Regions from separate parts of the Mus musculus genome. Here regions 2 and 3 are each linked to region 1. Evidence: chromatin loops called from intact Hi-C (ENCODE). Cell type or tissue: heart. All regions are shown on one strand. Links, peaks and the distances in the headings refer to the core of each region. The heading gives the core; the rest is flanking DNA.

What was found. Peaks named below come from ENCODE experiments on the same cell type or tissue, not always from the same donor. Only the 100,000 strongest peaks of a DNase experiment are listed, where the experiment ranks them.
Region 2: it touches region 1 in a loop (10-fold over the local background); 25 of 42 quality-filtered maps call a loop at or near these places.
Region 3: a loop joins it to region 1, with 10 times the contacts of the local background. A loop is called at or near these places in 29 of 42 quality-filtered maps.

The regions. Positions count from the first base shown.
Region 1 is chr7:116,605,378-116,611,717 of GRCm38, reverse strand. No RefSeq gene overlaps it. Among named protein-coding and RNA genes, the nearest start is that of Gm46018, 49 kb to the left of the region's middle. In heart, for the core only: a CTCF peak has its summit at 3,063 (motif pointing right); DNase peaks (open chromatin) are centred at 1,647 and 3,847; H3K4me3 peaks cover 987 bases; H3K27ac peaks cover 996 bases.
Region 2 is chr7:116,456,295-116,462,634 of GRCm38, reverse strand. No RefSeq gene overlaps it. Among named protein-coding and RNA genes, the nearest start is that of Pik3c2a, 16 kb to the right of the region's middle. In heart, for the core only: a CTCF peak has its summit at 3,380 (motif pointing left); a DNase peak (open chromatin) is centred at 5,014.
Region 3 is chr7:116,528,542-116,534,881 of GRCm38, reverse strand. It overlaps Nucb2 (nucleobindin 2), which reads right to left. Exons shown (of 14, transcript NM_001130479.2): 9 at 6,006-6,064; 10 at 5,815-5,907; 11 at 1,721-1,810. Among named protein-coding and RNA genes, the nearest start is that of Nucb2, 27 kb to the right of the region's middle. In heart, for the core only: a CTCF peak has its summit at 3,453 (motif pointing left); no DNase peak of the experiment used is centred there.

The sequences.
Region 1 (6,340 bases), core at 680-5,679:
TGGAGTCTCAGAACTTTCTGGACCACAATCCACATCTGAATGTTCACTCAAAATGGAGAAGTACGGGGTTGGAGGGGCAGAAAGTGGGCGGACTGTAACCACTCACAGTCCAGAGGCGCTCTCCTAAAAGCATGGATCCCCACAAGACAGCACCTGGGTCATGCTGCAGCCTGTCAGGGGACGTAGGAGTTGGAGACTGTGCCTGGCAGTCCCTTACAACCACAGGCAGTATAAGCTTCTCCTGAAAGGAGTATGGAGCTCAGAAAAAACACACAGATTCATCACGCTGACCATGGACAGTTTCAGAAGGGGCGAGTCCAGTTACCACTTATTAAATGCCTACTGGACACTGGGTACTGGGCCCAGACTTCCACAAACTCATGTAAACTTAATAATTTGTGAGGGGTTGGGGGGGTTGTAAAATGGCTCAGTGGGAAAAAAGCCCCGAGTTTCCATATCCAAAACCCCCTAGAGGGTAGATACACAGAAGAGGAAGGAGGAGGAAGAGGAAGAGGAAAAGGAAGAAAGGAGGAGGAGGAAGAGGAGGAGAAAGATTAGCCACCCATGTTTGTTGGAGTTTCTACTATGACCAAGAACAACTTGAAGAAGAAGGGTGTTATTTCAGCTTACAACTCTCCAGTCATACTCTGTCACTGAGTAAAGGCAGGGTACACACATAAGACAGAAACTGATGCAGAAACCATGGAAGAGCATTGTTTACTGACTTGCTCAGCCAGTTGCTTTCTTATAGCAACCAGGACCACATGCCCAGGGGTAGCAGCATCCATAGTGAGCTGGGCCCTCCTACATTGATCATCAGTCAAGAAAATACACCACAGGCTGGCCCACGGGCCCATTTCCCAGTTATGGTTCCTTCTTCCCATATGACTCTAGCATGTGTGAAGTTGACATAAAACTATTCAGAACACCAGATCAAAGTGTCAACAGCCCTAAGGCTGAGGACCCTGGGTTAGGCCAACTATTATACTTTCATTGCCCAAGACGGAATGCTTTTGAGATAGCCAAACCTGGACAGTAGATATACAGATGGAAGAGTTTCAGCAAGCTAGAGTAGTATATGGTTATTCTAGTTCCAGCATGCTGTCCAAACGGGAGGTCAGACCCTCATCACCACAGGTCAAGGATCAGAGGAACACACCCTCTACATATAACCAGTTACAGGATTACACAGACACAAGTTTTACTCCTTTTTGGTGCTACTGTAAATCCATGGTTCCTTTCCATGACATCATTAAAACCTACCCCAGTGCCAGTACCTAAGTGGGGGCTGCCTGGTTGTCCTTCCCACAGGCAGTGCTTGGGGATTGTGGCATGGCACCAGATTGCTGCCTCCCACCCCAATTAACTTGCCGAAGCCCTGACAAGCAGGAAGAGGCTGCTAAGGCTGAGGGGAGCAGAAGCCTCACGAGAGGCTCCACAGTTCGTTTTTCATCTCGCAAGAGCCAATTTCAAACTCGCCTCGGGTCATAAAAGAAATTAATTTGATTCTCTCAACCTTGCTCTGAGTGGACACATGTCCTCCGCTGCAGCATCTGCTCAATCCAGAAGGAAGGAACCGTCCCCTTGAAACGAGTCCCATTTCAGGGTTGAGCCAATATCGTTCGCCTGGAGTCTGGGAGCAGCTGCCCGGAATACTCTGGGCTCTGTTTTGCTGGTGAGTTTCTCAAAATAGTTCTCCTATCAAAGGCAAGATTCAAGTCATGGGAGGGCTGCTCTCAAGGACATGTCCTGGAAGAGATGGTCCTAGGCATACCACTCCCTACAGACATTAGCTCCAAGTATCTCCCGCATCAATAATCATAAACACGTTGAAGCTTGTGTGTGTGTTAGCCATGGTCCCTGAATTTACTCAGCTCCTGATAGTTAGACCCAATTGTGGTAGACACATTTAGGGTCAATCCACTTTGTGAACCTCTGGCCTTGAGTAGACGGGACCTGACATTTGCTTTGAAATGGCTAAGGCAATGGCATCCTGTTCTGACTCCATTTTGTGTTTGCTTTGATAATTCTCAGCCCTTTGCCCCACTCCTGCCTCGGTTATATCCGCCTCGGCAGCACATTTGAGATTTCCATGACCTTGACTCCTAGTATTTACAGAAGTATTTACAAAAATAATCACCAAGTTCGGTCTAAAATAACTGCTGCGCTCTGCCAGGAGTGAATGCTGGAGGATTACTCTGACCCTGGTGGAACTTTGATACATCTCTGTGGTTTTGCCTTTTAAAATGCTAAATCCCTGAAGTTGGGCACCAAGACATTTCTCAGAGACCAAGAGGATTGGAGACAAATAGGACGAGGAGACAAAACAGAACCACCAGTGACAAAATCAAACAACTACAACTACCTGGGTCAAACTTTCTTGTCATGCATTTAATCATTTACATTATTTACACAGTTGGCCAAACATTCACTCAGCAATCCCAAAACCAGATCTCTCATAAGAGGTATAACCAGAATACAGGGTAACCCTACTACTGGCATGCTAGTTTAGTGTAGGAGGACTAAATCAGGAAGAGGGCTTCCAAAAGAACTGGGTCTTCTTTGGACCTAAATCCCTGATCTGGAAAAGAAGCCCTTTCTTTGGGGTGTCTCCTTAGCCAGAAGTCTCCCCTTCCATCAACCGGAACTAGAAACCAGAAACAGAATTTAATTCAGTACCCAGAACTTAATTCAGTACTCTTGAGAGTGTTAAGAGGACTCTGTCTTCCTGTTTGGGAAAATATCTCTCCAGACTCACTGCGAGGAGGGCGGCCCTGGAAAATTTGTCAGGGCCGGCCCCCTCACTACCACCCCACCACCACCACCACCACCTCTGCCTGGCCAGGAATACGGCTCCTCACGGAGCCAGGGGAATCTCCCTGATACCTCCAATGTAATTATGTACCTGAGATAATTACTGACAACCACTCTGATTAAGCAAATTAGGAGTTCTGAGTCCTTAATTAATAGTCCTGTCCTCCCCTCTATCCACCCTTCCACCCTGCCTCCTGGCTCTTGCCTCCCCAGAAGAAAAGTGGAGCTAAAGCTGATTCTGCCGGGTTTTCCGCATTGTGCCACTAGGTGGCAGCCCCTACGTGCTTTTTTTTTTTTTTTTTTTTTTTTTTTGATCCTTGGAGAGTCTACGGCTGTTTGTTCTGGATTCTGCCACTAGGTGGCACTCAATCATTCGTCTTTTTGTTTTTTGTTTTTTGGGGTTGGGGTGGGGTGGAGTGGGATGGGGGGCGGGTAGTCTTTCCTCTCCAGGACAGAGGGAAATTCCAGCCATACCAATCCGATCCTGGAGTCAACTGTCCCTACTACACGTGGAGTTTCGATGAGTCCCACCAACAAGGGAGCTGTGGCAGGTGTTTAGTGGGGTCTTCTCTCATTTAACTTGGTCATAATAGAACTTCCTTTAGTCAATTAAGTTGAGGACCATCGACTCGAAATTCTCACCCCTTTGGTGTATGCGCTAAAAAAAAAATTTCTCCCAAGGAGCTGCGGAGGAATATGGGAAAAGAAAGGCTGCGCACTTACTTTGAGATTAACTGCTCCTCTTCTGAAGTGAAATGACCATCTACCAGTTCCCTGGACAACGCTATCGTGAAGGCAGTCTGGCTCAAGGTTTCATCGGCCCCCACGCGTCCTGATCAGGCAGCTTATATTGATCAGTGGGGCTCTAGTTTAAACCCACCTGTTCAGCTTAAACAGTTTGCTTCTAGGGATTATTCTGCTGTTCTGTGTTCAGTTGGAGCCTCCAGCTTGCCCCCTCACCCATCTCCCTATCCCTACCACCACCACCCCCAAGTCAGTAAACTCGATCCCTCCCTCTCTCCAACCCCCACTCCGGAAAGCCTCTGAGCAGAAGAAAGGCACCCAAGCCCAGTTCCTGACAGCTGTCCCAACCCCGCCCCTGAAGTCGCCAGCCACCTAAGCCCCCCTTCCCCCCCCCCAAAAGATGACCACAACAGGGCACAAGCCCAGCGTGTAGCAGACACGTGATTATCCTTCGCCTACAATCCATAAAAAACTTCCCTGTCACAGCCTGCCCAAGACTTTTTCCGGTCTCACCCACTGAGGCTGGCAAACTCGCATGGGAGTCGTTCCCAAATAAACCTGCCCTTTTTTACTTCTAATTCCGCTTGAATTGACTTATTTCCTTAGCTGAGAAAATCTACTAATTTGGTCTCTAAAAAATTCCTTGTCACTTGTCTCCCAACACCTATCCTGACACCTTAAGAAACCAAGGCTTTCCCCCCCCACCCCCCCACCCCCCACTCTCCCAAGCCCACCTCAGGCCATCTTCTCCGTGTCCTCTACCTCTTCCAGATTCACACACACACACACACACACACACACACACACACACACCTCAGGCCCCTCCTTCCCATCCTGTCCCACCCCACTCTATCCACCCCTGCCCCCACCCCTTCACCCACTTCCCCTTCTGGATCTATACACTCTTTTACTTCCCTCCTGGTGGAGACATCCAATTCCCCAACCTCCCCCTCCCACACCACCTTCTCCACCATTGGCTTTCCACTTGAGGTCCCACCATGCCCCAGACTCTACTCAGACCCCAGCTTCTGTTGTTCCATTGGTGGAGATGCTGTGCCCTCCTGGGGCACAGAGTAGCTATTTAGAGGAGGGTCATCGCCCTTTCCCGACCTCTGTTCTTTCCTCTACTTCAAATCTGTATAATTGGAAGACCCAGGACCCCCTCCCACCTTTTCTGGATAAGTCCCAGGCCTAATTGTCCTGCTGGATGCTGTTCTCTGCATCCATCGCCCCATTTGGAACGATTGCCAACAACTCCATCTGACCCTGTTTGCTTCCAAAAGGGGAAACATACTGGGGAAGAGGCAAGAAGGCTTTTTTTTTTTTTTTTTTTTTTTTTTTGGTAGTTGATGTTGAAGAGCTAGTCACTTTTGACACACCTTTCCCATCAAGGCGCCTGGATTGGGACCCTAATGCATATTCACGAACTTGTCTACAACTATTGGGGTTCTTTAGAACCCAGAAAAAATATTCCAAGCTGCTTTCTGAATTTACACCTCTTTTGATCCACTGTCTCTGGAAAATGCTAGGGCATTAGATTTGGCCTTTGTCATTCAGTCAACTCCAGACATCAGTACAAACTCCAAAGGCTAGCAAGCTTTGTAGGGATGGATACGTCTCAGCTCATCGAAGTGTCCAGATAACCAGGACACTGAGAGGCAGGCAGGCTGCCTTGGATGCTGACCGACCATGGGCTGGCAGGCAGCATATGTGCTGGCTGCCTTCCAGTCAGCTCATTTGAGACTCTACTGCTCATGTCCAACGGAGGAGCCTCAAAAACAAAAAGATGGAAAGAACCACACTGGAAAGGGGTCAATGTGCACATTGTAAGGAAAGGAGACGTTGGAAGAACGGCCAAACTATCCCAAAGCAATGGCCCAACCACAAGGGTATTACAGGAAGAGAATCAGAAGGAAGGCTCCAAGAACCCATGGCCACTACTTTTATAGATGCTGGGGCAGACATTTCTGGTTTTAAAAATCCAATGGGGCTACCTACTACTACAAAGATGCCAGTACACAGTACACAATACTACTACAGAGATGTAACAACACAACACCATTAAAGGTGATCACCTTGGACCTAAAAGAGCGGTCAGTCTGGGCCACAGACAGGTGACCTGTTCCTTCCTGGTGGCTCCAGACTGCCCTTTCCCACTTTTAAGCTGAGAGCTTCTAGGTGCCACCATCTCCTTTACTCCTCAAGAAACTGAGATGCCCTTTGTGCCAGCCTTCCGATTCAGCTATGGCTGCCCTGGAACAGATTCCCAGACCTTTGTACAACTGACACCATGATCAAAGTCCTCTTCAGGCCATGAAACTCAGCACATAGACGCTGTGAAACTGGGAAGCCACATTGTAGTTAAAGAGCCGAACTGTTCCATCTCCATCCCTTACAAGAATAAGTTTCTGTTTCCTGAACCTAATGTACCCTGAAAATCATGCTTTTCAACCTATACTGAACTCAGGACCCCAGGATGTGTGATTGGCCTTTGCCTTACAAAATATGGTTTCAAGAAACCTTAATCTATACCCATGACCGCCTCTACCCCACACTACATAACTCCCCGCTGCATGATACACATCCTTGCTTTTATTCTTACCGTTCATTAAATATATTTTTTCCAACAGCCAATTATCCCTCCCCTATAAACCCACTTATAGCTGTTTCTTAAAGCCAGAAAGAAGTTGTTCTCTCAAATCTGGACTTAAGGTGAGACAGCCAGCTGGCCAGTCCCTGGTGCGCCTCTAAAATAACACTAGCTTTAGTCCAACAGATGTGG
Region 2 (6,340 bases), core at 404-5,403, 150 kb after region 1:
AAGGCTCTCACAGTTTTTGAGGACCCTGGAAGGGGAAGTTTTGGGTAAAGAGCCAGGAGTGGAAAAGTACTAAATCCAATGGGGAAGTACTAAGTTAACTAAGCCAGGGCAGATCAAATTATCTCTAGAATTCCCTCTTCCCTGGTCCCTCCAAAAAGGAGGTCTCCGCAGAGGCCCTTAAAGAGAGCGCCATAGAACCTTAGAATGAAGGCTCACAGTCTAGGAATGCAGACATGCTTAAGATCGCAGCCAGGCAGGAAGCCTGAGACCTGAGTCTTTGTCAGGAGCTCCCTCTGGGCAACCACAACTTATGCGTATGCAAGGCAGGGGAAGGGAAGGACACATTCCGTTGTGACACCTGCCAGATAAAGCTTGTGCAATGGCCTCGAATCATGCCTGAGAAATCACACGGGTAGATCACCAACAGCCCGGTAGGAAAATGGTCAAACATTGTCATAGAGTGGATAGAGAAAATGAAATGGAAATTACTTTTTTTAAATACATTAATTAAAATGAATACATAAAAAGTTAATTATTTTGTGTTTGGTGTGGATACACATGAAGCAGGTGTGAAGAAGTCAAAAGACTGCGTGTGGAGTCTGTTCTCTCACTTTACTATGTGGTCCCACAACAATGCAGGCCAGCAGGCTTGGAAGCAAGTACCTATATGGACTGAGCCATCTCATTTTGTTTTGTTTGAGACTGGATCTCATATATGTCAGGCTGGTCTCAAACTTACTGTGTAGCTGATAGTAACCTTGAACTCCTGATCCTCCTGCCTCAATCTCCCAAGAGCTAAGGTCACAGGTGTGCAGAGCCATGTCTATCTAGTGTGGCATTCTCTCATATCGTACAAGAGTATATATTCAGTATTGGCTCTGCAGGATGTAGGTTTAAAATCTACTAAAATTACATCCAGAACTGTATCTCTGTTCAGCAAACATATTCTAGAAAAAATGTCTTGCAGATAGCTTTCACATGTAAAAAATAACTAAATAACAGATCTATCACAGTCTTTAGTCATTGCTATCCATTGTATCAAGAGTGAGCAATCAGAAGCCACCTTTATAGCAAGCTACAGTTTAAACTACACATGGCATGCCCATACTCAAATACTCTGCCTTCATTCAGAAGCTATGTCCTTAAGTTTTCAAAGCAAATGCTACTGTGTGTAGCTGACCACTGTCTGAGTGATAATAGGGAGATCACAAACGTGTGGTGGTGTTGCTTATAAAACATACGTAAGAAACTAGAGATGGACTTTTGGAGTCGGAATAAAGTATCAACTGAAGCATAAAACAACTGTTCACTCTTTTTGACCTTTTTCATTCTGAACCATTAGGGGGGAGAACCCACAAAGCTGAGTGTGACCCCGCACATCTATAATGCCAGTGTGCAGGAAGCTGAAGCAGGAGGATTGCTGTGCTGACATAGTAAGTACTAAGTCACCCAGACCTACACACCAATAAGACAAAACAGAGCCCAGCATCTGTAATCCCTGAAGCACAGCAGGAAGTGAGGCAGAGGTACTGTAGCAGGTTTTAGAAGAGCCTGGGCCACACCGTGAGTTCAAGAACAGCTTGGGCTATAGCAGAAGACCTGTCTCAAAACTGATAAATTTCCTTTGAAAGTTTTTTGTTTGTGTTTTCTTACCACTCATTTATTAATTCAACAATCATTCCATTACCAACACCAACATGCTTGATACTCTCTCCATGGCCCAAGGGACAGTGCAGAAGAAGGAATGGAAAGACCTGGAGAGTCAGAAAGGGAGGAGAGCTGTGAAATGTGATTTCTGGATATGACATTGCTACTGCAATCATGAGCCCATCTCAACTGTGCTTGCCCACACAAGACAGATAAGGATGGTGAGCCAGGGGGTCTTAGTTAGGGCTTCTATTTGCTGGGATGAAACACCATGACCAAAGCAACTTGAGGAGAAAAGGGCTTATTCATCTCACAGTCCATTGAGGGAAACCACAACAGGAACTCAAACTGGTCAGGAACTTGGAAGCAGGAGCTGATACAGAGGCCGTGGAGGAGTACTTACTGTTGCTGGTGTGCTCCTCATGGCTTGCACAATCTGCTTTTTTATAGAACCCAGGACCACCAGCCCAAGGGTGGCCCTACCCACAGTGGGCTGCCCCCCAACCCCCATGGCAATCTTTAATTCAGAAACTGCCTTACAGGCTTGTGTGTTTTATAGCTCTATCTTCTGGAGGCATTTTTCTCAATTGGTGGCCCCTCCTCTTAGATGATTATGTGTCAAGTTGACATAAAACTAGCCAGTACATAGGAGAAGCCTCCAGGGGACATAAATTACCATGACGATCTTGCTCTTGTAGATGAGTAGTTTCAGAGCTGTCCATCGCTTTACTGGGAATAGGGAAGGGAAGTTAAACAGGGAGCTGCAGTGGCTTAATGGTTACTGTCCCCCGAAGGCTCTCATAGTTATGTGAACACTTGGTCCCACCTGGTGGTGCTAATTGGGAAGGTTATGGGACTTTTAGGACATGGGACCTTCCTGGAAGAAGTACATAACTAGAAGTGGGCTTTGAGGGTCTATATCCCTGCTTCCAGATGTCTCTCTAATTCCCGTGTGCAGTCTAGAGGTGGTCTCTCAGCTTCCTGCTCAGCGCACCTGCAGCTATGCCTTCCCCACCATTACAGAGTCTCATTCTGGAACCATAAGTCAAAATAAACCTAAGTTGCCTTTGGTCGTGGTGTCTTATAACAGCAACAGAGAGAAATTAATATAGGGGCTAGACAGTCCAGTGGCTAAGAGCACAGGCTGCTCTTGTATTGGATCTGAATTTGGTTCCAAGAACACGTTTCGTGAGGTTCACAACTACCTGTAACTCCAGCTTTGACGCTATCTTCCAGTCTCCCTAAGAACCTCTCCTCCTATGCACATATCCACATGCAGACACATACATATGCATAATTCAAAATACAACTACAATTTTTTTTTGAGACAAGATCTTACTATGTGGCCCTGACTGGCCTGGAATTCACTGTATATAGAACTCATAGAGATCTGCCCAGCCTCTGCCTCCCTAATGCTAGGATTAAAGACAAGTGTACCACCATGCCTGCCTCTACAGTAAAATCTTAAGGGAAAAACAAACAAACAAACTAACAAACAAACAAATACAAAAGCCCTTGGAATAATGAGGATTAGATGTCAAGACACAGGAAACAAGAAACAGGACATGTCACTTATGTGACTCCCAGTTCCCCTTTTTACCTCTGTGACCACCAGCAAAGCACACCACAGAGTCATGTGACCCCTGCACCCAGCACCTTTTGTTGTTTCGTTTCTTGGTGTTGGTTTTTATTCATTTTCTCAATGCACACTGACCTGGCTCCCCCTGCTGGATAGAAAACAGTAAAAACTATGCATCACTTTATAAACCAACCCATAGTATAGTGGTAAAATAAAACCCGTGGTGCCACTGAGACTCTTACCAGAGATGACATAGTGCGACATGGTTGTGATTGTGACACTCTGAAATCTCTGTGGTGACTGGCTACATAACAATCAAATTACCTCATGTATTTGGAAGCAGAGGTGTGGCTTTGAAATCCAAGTCCAGGACTCTAGACCAGGAAACTCAGAGCATAAGTCCAGCCCTGGTGCTAGCTATAAAAGGAAGTGTCCTGAGAGTTTGGCTGTGTTGTCTCTTGACTCGTTTTTATGTTAACATCTGCATCATGGGCATTAGTATGCTGCCAGCTCCTCATTGCCATTGAATTCCTTGAGTCCAGTCAGTTACCACTGGAGGCTGGAGAATCTATATACTACTGCATATTTTCCTTCCACAATTTAGGGGTGCATGAGGGGATGTGGAGGCTGCCTATGTTGTTTAGCATGGAGCCTGAGTTACTGTGAACTCTCAACCAATACTCCACCATTTTCCTATTCACTACTGAATCTATTAGGGACTCAAGGTCATTTTCAAGCCTAATAGATGACGTTTATAGATGGTTAGCCTCCACTGGATTGTCCATAACATGAGAAGCACAAAATCTTATTTATGTTTCATCCCAATTTCTTACCAGTAGGTCTAGCACACAAATCCTCGTGTTCTCAAGGAAACTCATTCTCTTCTTTAAAAAATTTAAAGTATGAGTGTGTGTGTGTGTGTATACATGTATACATATGTGTGCAAATGCTTGTGCCATAATGTGTGTGTGGGTCAGTTATCTTCTCTGTGAGTAGAAAGCTAGCCTAGTCTACAGAGCAAGTTCCAGGACAGCCAAGACTACACAGAGAATCCCTGTTTTGAAAGAACAAACAAAAATGCCCAGTGTGGTGGCTTGTGAATGTAATTCCAGTGCTGGCAAAGCAGACACATGCAGATCTCTGGGGTTTGCCAGCCAACCTAGCCAAATGTGAGATCTCTGGGCCAATGAACAATGTAGATGGCACATGGGGACACACGCAGGTACACACGTGCACTCACACGCACACAAAATGCACATGGGTATGCATTTGAAGTGTGTGGTGAAGCTAGGTATGGGGGTATGAGCCTGTAATTGCAGCATGTGGTAGGTGGAGGCAGGAGGATCAAGAATTCAAGACTAGTCTTACTATACAGAAAATCTGAGGCCAGCTTAGGTTACACGGTCCTTATCTCATAACAACAACAAAAAAAAAAAAATAGGAGGAGGAAAATATACTTCCTATGACTCAAAATCACTGGTTCCCATTTTGCCTAATTGACGATTCCTGCCCAGATGAGAAAGGTTAGCTCTGTTCTGCTGCCTGTTCTGTGCCCTTTCTTGCCCTTGGAGTGGGGAAGCAAAGACTTTGGGAAGCCTTCAAATTCAACTTACAAAGTACAGATTCACAAAGAAAAAGAAAGTCTGTATGCACAGCATGTGCACATGCAGAAATGCCCAGCGGTGAGCCTCGCAGGAGGGTGGTGGATCTCTGTGGGCTTGACCCTGTCTCCAAAACATGGTGGAGAGTCAGGAGAGTGCTAAAAGGCTGCCAAGGAAAGAACATTCCAGCATTCCAAGCAGAGCAGCAAGTGTGGAAGTCGTTGGAAGATTTGGCAATACAGAGCGGAAGGAGTGGAAAATAACTTAGAAAGAGGCGGGGAGGGGGCGCCCCATGGGTGAAGGAATGTTAGAATCTATACAAACATGAATTCCAACATCAAACTGATTTCTATGAGGCACTCAGTAATAGTATTTGAGACAGCTCTAGCTCTGTGTCTTTGTTTAGAAGACTCCAACAGTTTACATGGAATAAATCAATTGGTTCAAGTAATTGGGGTGGAAGTGAGAAGATAAGCAGAAGTGGGGTACATAGATGCTAGCCATTGTGATATAGGCAAGCAGTCCTATGCAATAGCTAGACCTGGGCTGTATCCCATTCTGATCTTCCAGGGGGTGGGTAAAAATGGAAAAACCCCAACAATAACGAAAGTCAGTGAACCCGTGACAACAATGAAGTCATTCTTAGGGGAAATATAGCTTCCTGGTAATAAGACCTGAGAGAAATGGTCCCTAGTTATGAGTCACTCTGACACAATGGCCAAAGTCTCAAGAACATGCCTGTAATAAACACTACACTAATAGAACACGTTCAGTTCCAGAAGTGAATAGTACGAGATTCCAAGGGCCAACTAATTTCATGCTACATATGAGGAATGGTATTCTGAATACCAAGCAAAGTTCCTGGGTTAGCTCTCCCTTTGAGGAACCATCAAGAAATATTGAATAAACTACAGTAGAGAATCTGATCTGAGAGAGAGAGAGAGAGAGAGAGAGAGAGAGAGAGAGAGAATGCAGATGATTCTTGCTTTTAAATAACCATTGGCTCGACAGTCCATGGAGCTGAAGGTAGGATGACAATCCCTCAGACCCATGGCAAGCCTACCTGTATGTAACTAGAAAGAAAGACCATTCTACTGCCATTTAGACATGAGTATAAACAGTTTATAAGTACGGCTAGGTATGGTGGCTTACTAGAGGTGTGAAAAAAAACTGAATGGCAATATGACATTAGTTAAGCATGTGGTACATGCAGGTAATCCCAGTAACCAGGCAGCAGAGACTGGGGGATTGCCGTAAGCTCAAAGCCAGTCTAGTCTACATAGAGAGTTTGAGGCCAACCAGAGTTACATAGCAAGACCTCATCTCAAAAATAAAAATAAATACTACCACTGCTATTAATATGGAGATCAAGGGTCCCAGAAATACTTCGAAGCCTGACAAACATAGGGGTGTAGGTCACAGCACTGTAGATCGTCGCATAACTGTGAAATCACTTAAAGCTGGAGCCTGAGTAGTAAGAAGAAATGAGTTTTATAGAACCCTCTTGTGATCC
Region 3 (6,340 bases), core at 404-5,403, 77 kb after region 1:
AGCTCAGGGATAGCCTTGAATTTAGAGCAGTGTTCCTATCTCAGTCTCTGGAGAGTACCTGGGCCAATAGATTTACATCACTATTTGAGTTTCTTCTATAGATGGAGAGTAGAGGTGGCTGAACAATGCATAGGCCAGAGAAGACATGGGTGTCCTATCTCTTTAGACAGGGTCTTTGAACTTGGAGCTAGTCTGGCTGACCGCAAATCCCAGCAGTCCACCTCCTCTGCCCCTCCTCCAGCTGCAGGGTTACAGGTGTGTGTGACCACGCCTGACTTTTCACGTGGATTCTGCAGATTTGAACTCCAGTTCTCACACTTGCACACCAAACATTCTGACCCCCTGAGCTATCCTCCCAGGCCCCAGCTTCTTTTATAATAGCAATAAAATATTGGAGGACAGGTCCAGTGGCTTATGCTTGTAATCCCAGCCTTCAGGAGACCAAGGCAGGAAGGCTATTTCAAGGGTGAGGTTGAAACAGTCTCAGAAAACAAAAACATGATGGTGCATGCCTGTGATCACAGCACATGGGAGGTGAGGCAGGGAAATCTGTTAAGGCCATCCTTGGCTACATGAGACACTGCTTCAAACAACAGTCATGAAAATGTATCTATACAGTGTAACAGCTGGCTTTCCTACTTACACCCCAGTTACTGAAATAACGACCCCTAGATTAAATTATTAATGAAGAAATGCCTAGATACGCTTGATCTTATTCCCCAGCTAGCTTATAACTTAATTAACCTGTTTATTCTATTCTATGAATGCTACATGGCTAGTTATCTCTCTCAGTTTTTTTTATGCATCTGTCTCCTCAGATTTCCGGGCAAATCTGTTCCTGCACCTAACTCTATCCTGGAGTCCTCTCTTCCTACAAGAATTCCCACCGATTACTTCCTTATGCTAATAGGCCATCAGTTTTTTATTGACTGGTGATGCTTCCACACTGTACACAAGAGAGTCGCTCTACAGTAAAGACAGCTCAGTGGGTCCTTTAATTTAATCTTAAAATGTACCTATGTTTTAAATTTTCAGTGGTGATTTTATTTTTTTTTAAGATTTATTTATGTATATGAATGAGTATACTGTTGCTGTCTTCAGACACACCAGAAGAGGGCATCAGATCTCATTACAGATGGCTGTGAGCCACCATGTGGTTGCTGGGAATTGAACTCAGGACCTCTGGAAGAGCAGTCAGTGCTCTTAACCGCTGAGTCTCTCCAGCCAGTGGTGATTTTATATTTAGCAAACGTATACTTTTTAAAAGATTTCTAATTTGAGGGCTAGAGAGATGACTCAGCAGTTCGGAACACTGGCCACTCTTGCAAAGGACCCAGATTTGGTCCCTAGAATGCACATGGTGGCTCACAATTGTCTATAAGTTCAATTCCAGGAAATTGGATACCCATTTTCCACCTCCTCAGGCACCAAGTATGCACAGGGTATACATGTATGTATATATACAGGCACAGATACACATAAAAAATAAATCCTTTTTTTTAAAAGATTTCTAATTTTACACAGTATGATCATAAAAAAGATAAATTGCTAGAACGTTTTCCAAGGAGACAAGGAACTATTATTTTATAGTGACACTTTATATCAAGCATGAATACTGTAAAATTACACAAACAAACATAATGAGGAATGACAGTTAAAGCAGGACCCAATGGGACAGAGCTTCTAGAACCTCATGTCCCTGTAAAGTTGGCCTTGTTACCTCCCAGCTATCAGGCTCCAGGAATTCTTTCTTCTCTGTAGCTCTCAGGAATTCCTCCAGAGTCACCAATCGGTCTTTGTTGTTATCAATCTGATTAGAGGGAAATACAAAGGCAACATAAATAAATCTTCCATATTTTTAAGGTATAAATCTTAGGAATGCTACTTTGTAAATATTCAGCTAATTATTATTATTATTAGGAACAGGTTAACATAAACAGAAACAGGAAGGAAAATGAAGAAAAGTATTCCATTTTCATAGAATAAAGAAAAACATCTTCCTCTTCTATCAGAATTAAAACTTGAAAATGCAAGCTATCCATCTACCTGATATGCTCAAGACCAGCACACTGGCTAGTTAGGTTGTTATGGCCAGTGCCTTCACCACAATAAATATAATCCAGCTAGACCCAAGTGCTTAGACAAGAAAAATCCACCTCTCAGGAACAGCTGTAAAGGCCAAGAATAAAGCAGGTGAGGTTAAGATGCTCAACCTACTGGTTGCTCAGGCATGGGGATATGCTTTCCAAGACAGGGCCTCGGTATGTATGGATCTGGCTATGAAGACCAGTTTGGCCTGACGACCTAGTGGTTCTTCTGTCTCTGCCTATCAAGTGCTGAGATTAGAGGCATGCGTGGTGGTCTAAAGAAGAATGGTTCCCATAGGCTCATATATTTGAAAGCTTTGTCACAGGGATGGCAACAGTGGCACTATCTGAGAAGGATTAAGAGGCGTGGCTATGTTGGAGTGGATGTGGCCTTGCTGGAGGAAGTGTGTCACTGGAAGTGGGCTTTGAGGACTCAAAAACTCAAGCCAGGCCCAGTGTCTCACTCTTTCTGTCTGCAGATCATGATGTAGCTTTCAATTACTTCTCCCACACCATGTCTGCCATATGTGTCATTATGCTCTCTGCCATGATCATTCATTCGTGTGTCTGTGTGTGTGTGTGTGTGTGTGAGAGAGAGAGAGAGAGAGAGAGAGAGAGAGAGAGAGAATTGTCTTGGCCATGGTGTCTCTTCAAAGTAACAGAGCAATGACTAAGACAGTGTGTATGTACCACCACACCTGACCTGCCTGATTCAATTCTTTTTTAAGAAATATATCTAAACCATACTACAAATATATCTAAGCAGAAGTCAGTGGCCTCTCTAAGTCCTCTTCAATGCACAGTGTACAGTTCTTGGCAAACTCAATTACAATGGTGAACTTTAATGACCAAACAAATTCATTTGACACTGGGGCTATAAGACAGGGTCTCATTGGCAGTCCAGGCTAACCTCTACTCTACAGAGGCCCCAGTTCAGCACTGAAAGAGCAATATTCCCAAGGAAACCACTGAAGCCAAACAGCAGCTACCCTGGGGCTGGAGAGAAGGCATAGCACTTGAGAACATTTACTGTACTTGAAGAAGACTGGGGTTCAATTCCCAGAACCCTCTTGGTGGTCACAAGTTCCTGTACTTCTACTTCCGGTCTATAGAGCACATGCGCTGATAGAGGGTGTTGTGGTCACCCAAGGAATGGACGAGAGCATGAAGGTGACCATGGCCAAGGACAGGCCCAGCCACTGCCATATTCATACTGGGGATTCCAGGGACTTGAAGAAGATGGTGTGGATTGTACCAGCGTGCTAACAGCCAAGTGCTATGAGGTCACACTGCATTGGCCAGCACTGCACTGGCCACATAGATTATGGAGAAAATAAAAGATCATGTCTGCCCTCTAGTGGAGGGAGTGATCCAGTACAGAGATGAAACCAGACCCAAGAGACACAGCAGGAGTCTTTGAAGAGAGAGACCAGTATTCTTCCTGTATGAAGGAAAGGGCTTTCAACAGGAGCAGTAGCCATGATGCAAGCACATAGCAGATGCAAGGCAAAATGAACGGGCAGAAAGGAAGAGGGCCTGGAGGATTTGGTGGGAAAGATGGGTTGGTTGTTCCTCTGTAAAGCACTAGAAGACAGGGAAGAAGAAGAGGGGCATTTTGAGGTTTTAAGAACAAAGAATAGGAATGGGGGAATTAATGGACCAGGCAGGGATTAGCATGTCCAGACAGAGGACCTCTTAGTGATCTGGGGTCCCAGCCTGGATTTAGTGAGCCAGTTAGCATGCTTTTGTGTTAGTCTCCATCACGTGTCTCTGCTCCTGTACGGGAGCAGGCGGGTGGGTGGGGGTGCACAGCAGGGTCACACACTAGAACAAACACTGTGCCGAGGCACCTGTCCTGCTCACACCTGCCAGGCACTTAACGACAGTACCTCACAGGGTGCTGTTTCTAGAATCCCAAGTCATGGGAGAAAGAAAAACTCACTCACAAGGAAAGTTTTTTTAAAAGTCAGTTGCTCTAAAAGACAGAAATTCAAATTTTAGGTCTCTGTGATGGTTTGTGTTGTTACTGCAATTACTGCTCCAATCCTATAACCAACAGGGTTCTACATCCCTGCCTTCAGCTCAGCAAGTGCTGCTGAGATAGCCTGTGAGAGGTGCCATTCTCTCCTCACTGACTGGAAACACTTCAGGCAGTGGGAAGTGAGCAGACATGGGCCTTGGCACAGCTGGGCATCGGTCTTACACTCCATGATCGGGCCTTGAGCTGCTCATGTTCCTTATGTCATCCAGTGAGGGATCGCTCCTGAAGCCTGGGAATATAGGACACGGAAGAGCCAAAGCACGCTAGGCACAAGCTCAGCTGAGCCAGCCCTACCTTCTTGTACCCTTGAAGCACATGGAAGGCAAACAAGATGTAAATACTTGTTGTCATAATTATTAAAGTAACAGAACTCGGAAGACTTCTTAGCATAGGCTAAGTATCCATTATCCAAAATGTGGGGGACCAGAAGTGGTTTTAAATTTTAGATTTGTTTTAATTAATTAATTCTGGATTTGATCTCAGCACATGAGAGGCACTTGCAGGAGGATCTCTGTGAGTTTGAGACCAGTCTGGTCTACAAAGAGAGTTCTGGGACACCAGAGCTACACAAAGAAACCCTGTTTCAAACCTTACCCCGCCTCCATGCCAAAAAATTTTGAGATATTTGCAAAAACATAATGAGGTATCTTGGGATGGAACCAATTAAATAGGAAGTGGAACTATTAGCCTTGTTGGCTAGGTGTGGCTTTGTATGAGGAAGTGCATCACTAGGGGTGGGCTTTGAGGTCTCAGACGCTCCAGTCTAGCCAGTGCGTCACTGTCACTTCCTGTTGCCTGCAAATCCAGATGTAGAACTGTCAGATTCTCCAGCACCGTGTCTGCCTGCACACTACCAAGATGATAATGGACTAAACCTTTGAACTGTAGATCAACCCCAAGTAAATGTTTTCCTTTATAAGAGTTGCCTTGGTCATGGTGTCTCTTCACAGCAATAGAAACTCTAATAAGGACAGACCCCAAAATAAAATCAATTTATGGTTCATGTATACAACTTATACATATAGCTTGAAGGCAATGTTATACAATAAATAATTTTGTGCAAGAAACATGAAAAATTCATGGTATAGGCTTTCCCACATCTTGCATATTTATCAGTGATCAAAAAGTATTGAATTTTGGAGCATTTTGGGTTTCTGACAAGGGCTTTCCAACTCATAAAAGCTTATCTACATTTAAAAAATATTAACTATACATCATTGTTTTTTCACTACCCCAAATGTTTATTGCTAATATATAGTAGCAGCATTGCCTTATAAAATATTTAAAGTAGCCACAAATTATTTTGTTAAGGAAATCTAGTATAATACTGTGGTCACAAATACAAAATCCAATTAAATACTTATTTGGGGGGTTGGAGAGATGACTCAGTGACTAAAGGCACTTGCTGCTCTTGCAGAGGACACAGGTTCAGTTCCCAGTAGCCACATGGGCTCTCACAACTGTCTTTAATTCCGATTCCAGGAGGTAAGCAGTGTTCTTTTGTCCTTCTCAGGTACCAGGCAGGCACAAATGCACATATGTACATATAGGCAAACACTCATGCACATAAAATGAATAAATCTAAGGAAATACTGACTGCCTGTTTATTCCTCCATCTTGTGATACAAATTACTGCAAGAACTTGACTAATGGAAGACTGGGGCACGCTTTAACCTTACAGCATACCTCACTCATGACGTGTTCTCTCATCCTGAGCCTCTCCTCTTCCATTTCTATCATATCGTCCTCTGCATTTTGTGGGTTATACACTTTCTCCAACTGAAAAAAGAAAATGAGAAGACCTAACATTAAAGAAGATGGGGTGACCGAGGAGAACAAGGCAGACCCAACCGCCTGAGGATGTAACGACCACTTACCTCTCTTGTGAATAGTGCTTCTAATTCTTGTTCATCCAGGAATCCATCGTTGTTAACATCTAAAGTTCAATAGTTACAAATGCAAAAGCAGATTTGATTCCTTCGGAGAGTAAATACTTAAGAAACAATTACAATGGTTTGCAGTAGTGCTGAGTAAAGCGACAATCGGCTGCAGGGCGGGGCTTCAGCTTTCTCATGAGGCCTCAGATCAATCCAGGGGACAACTCTATAGTTACAGTTCATTATCATGTTTTAGAAGAGTATGTATTATCTACTTCTTTCCAAAGAGATAGAGCAGTATCTACAAGAATAAAAAAGTAGCTAAAACAAAACTT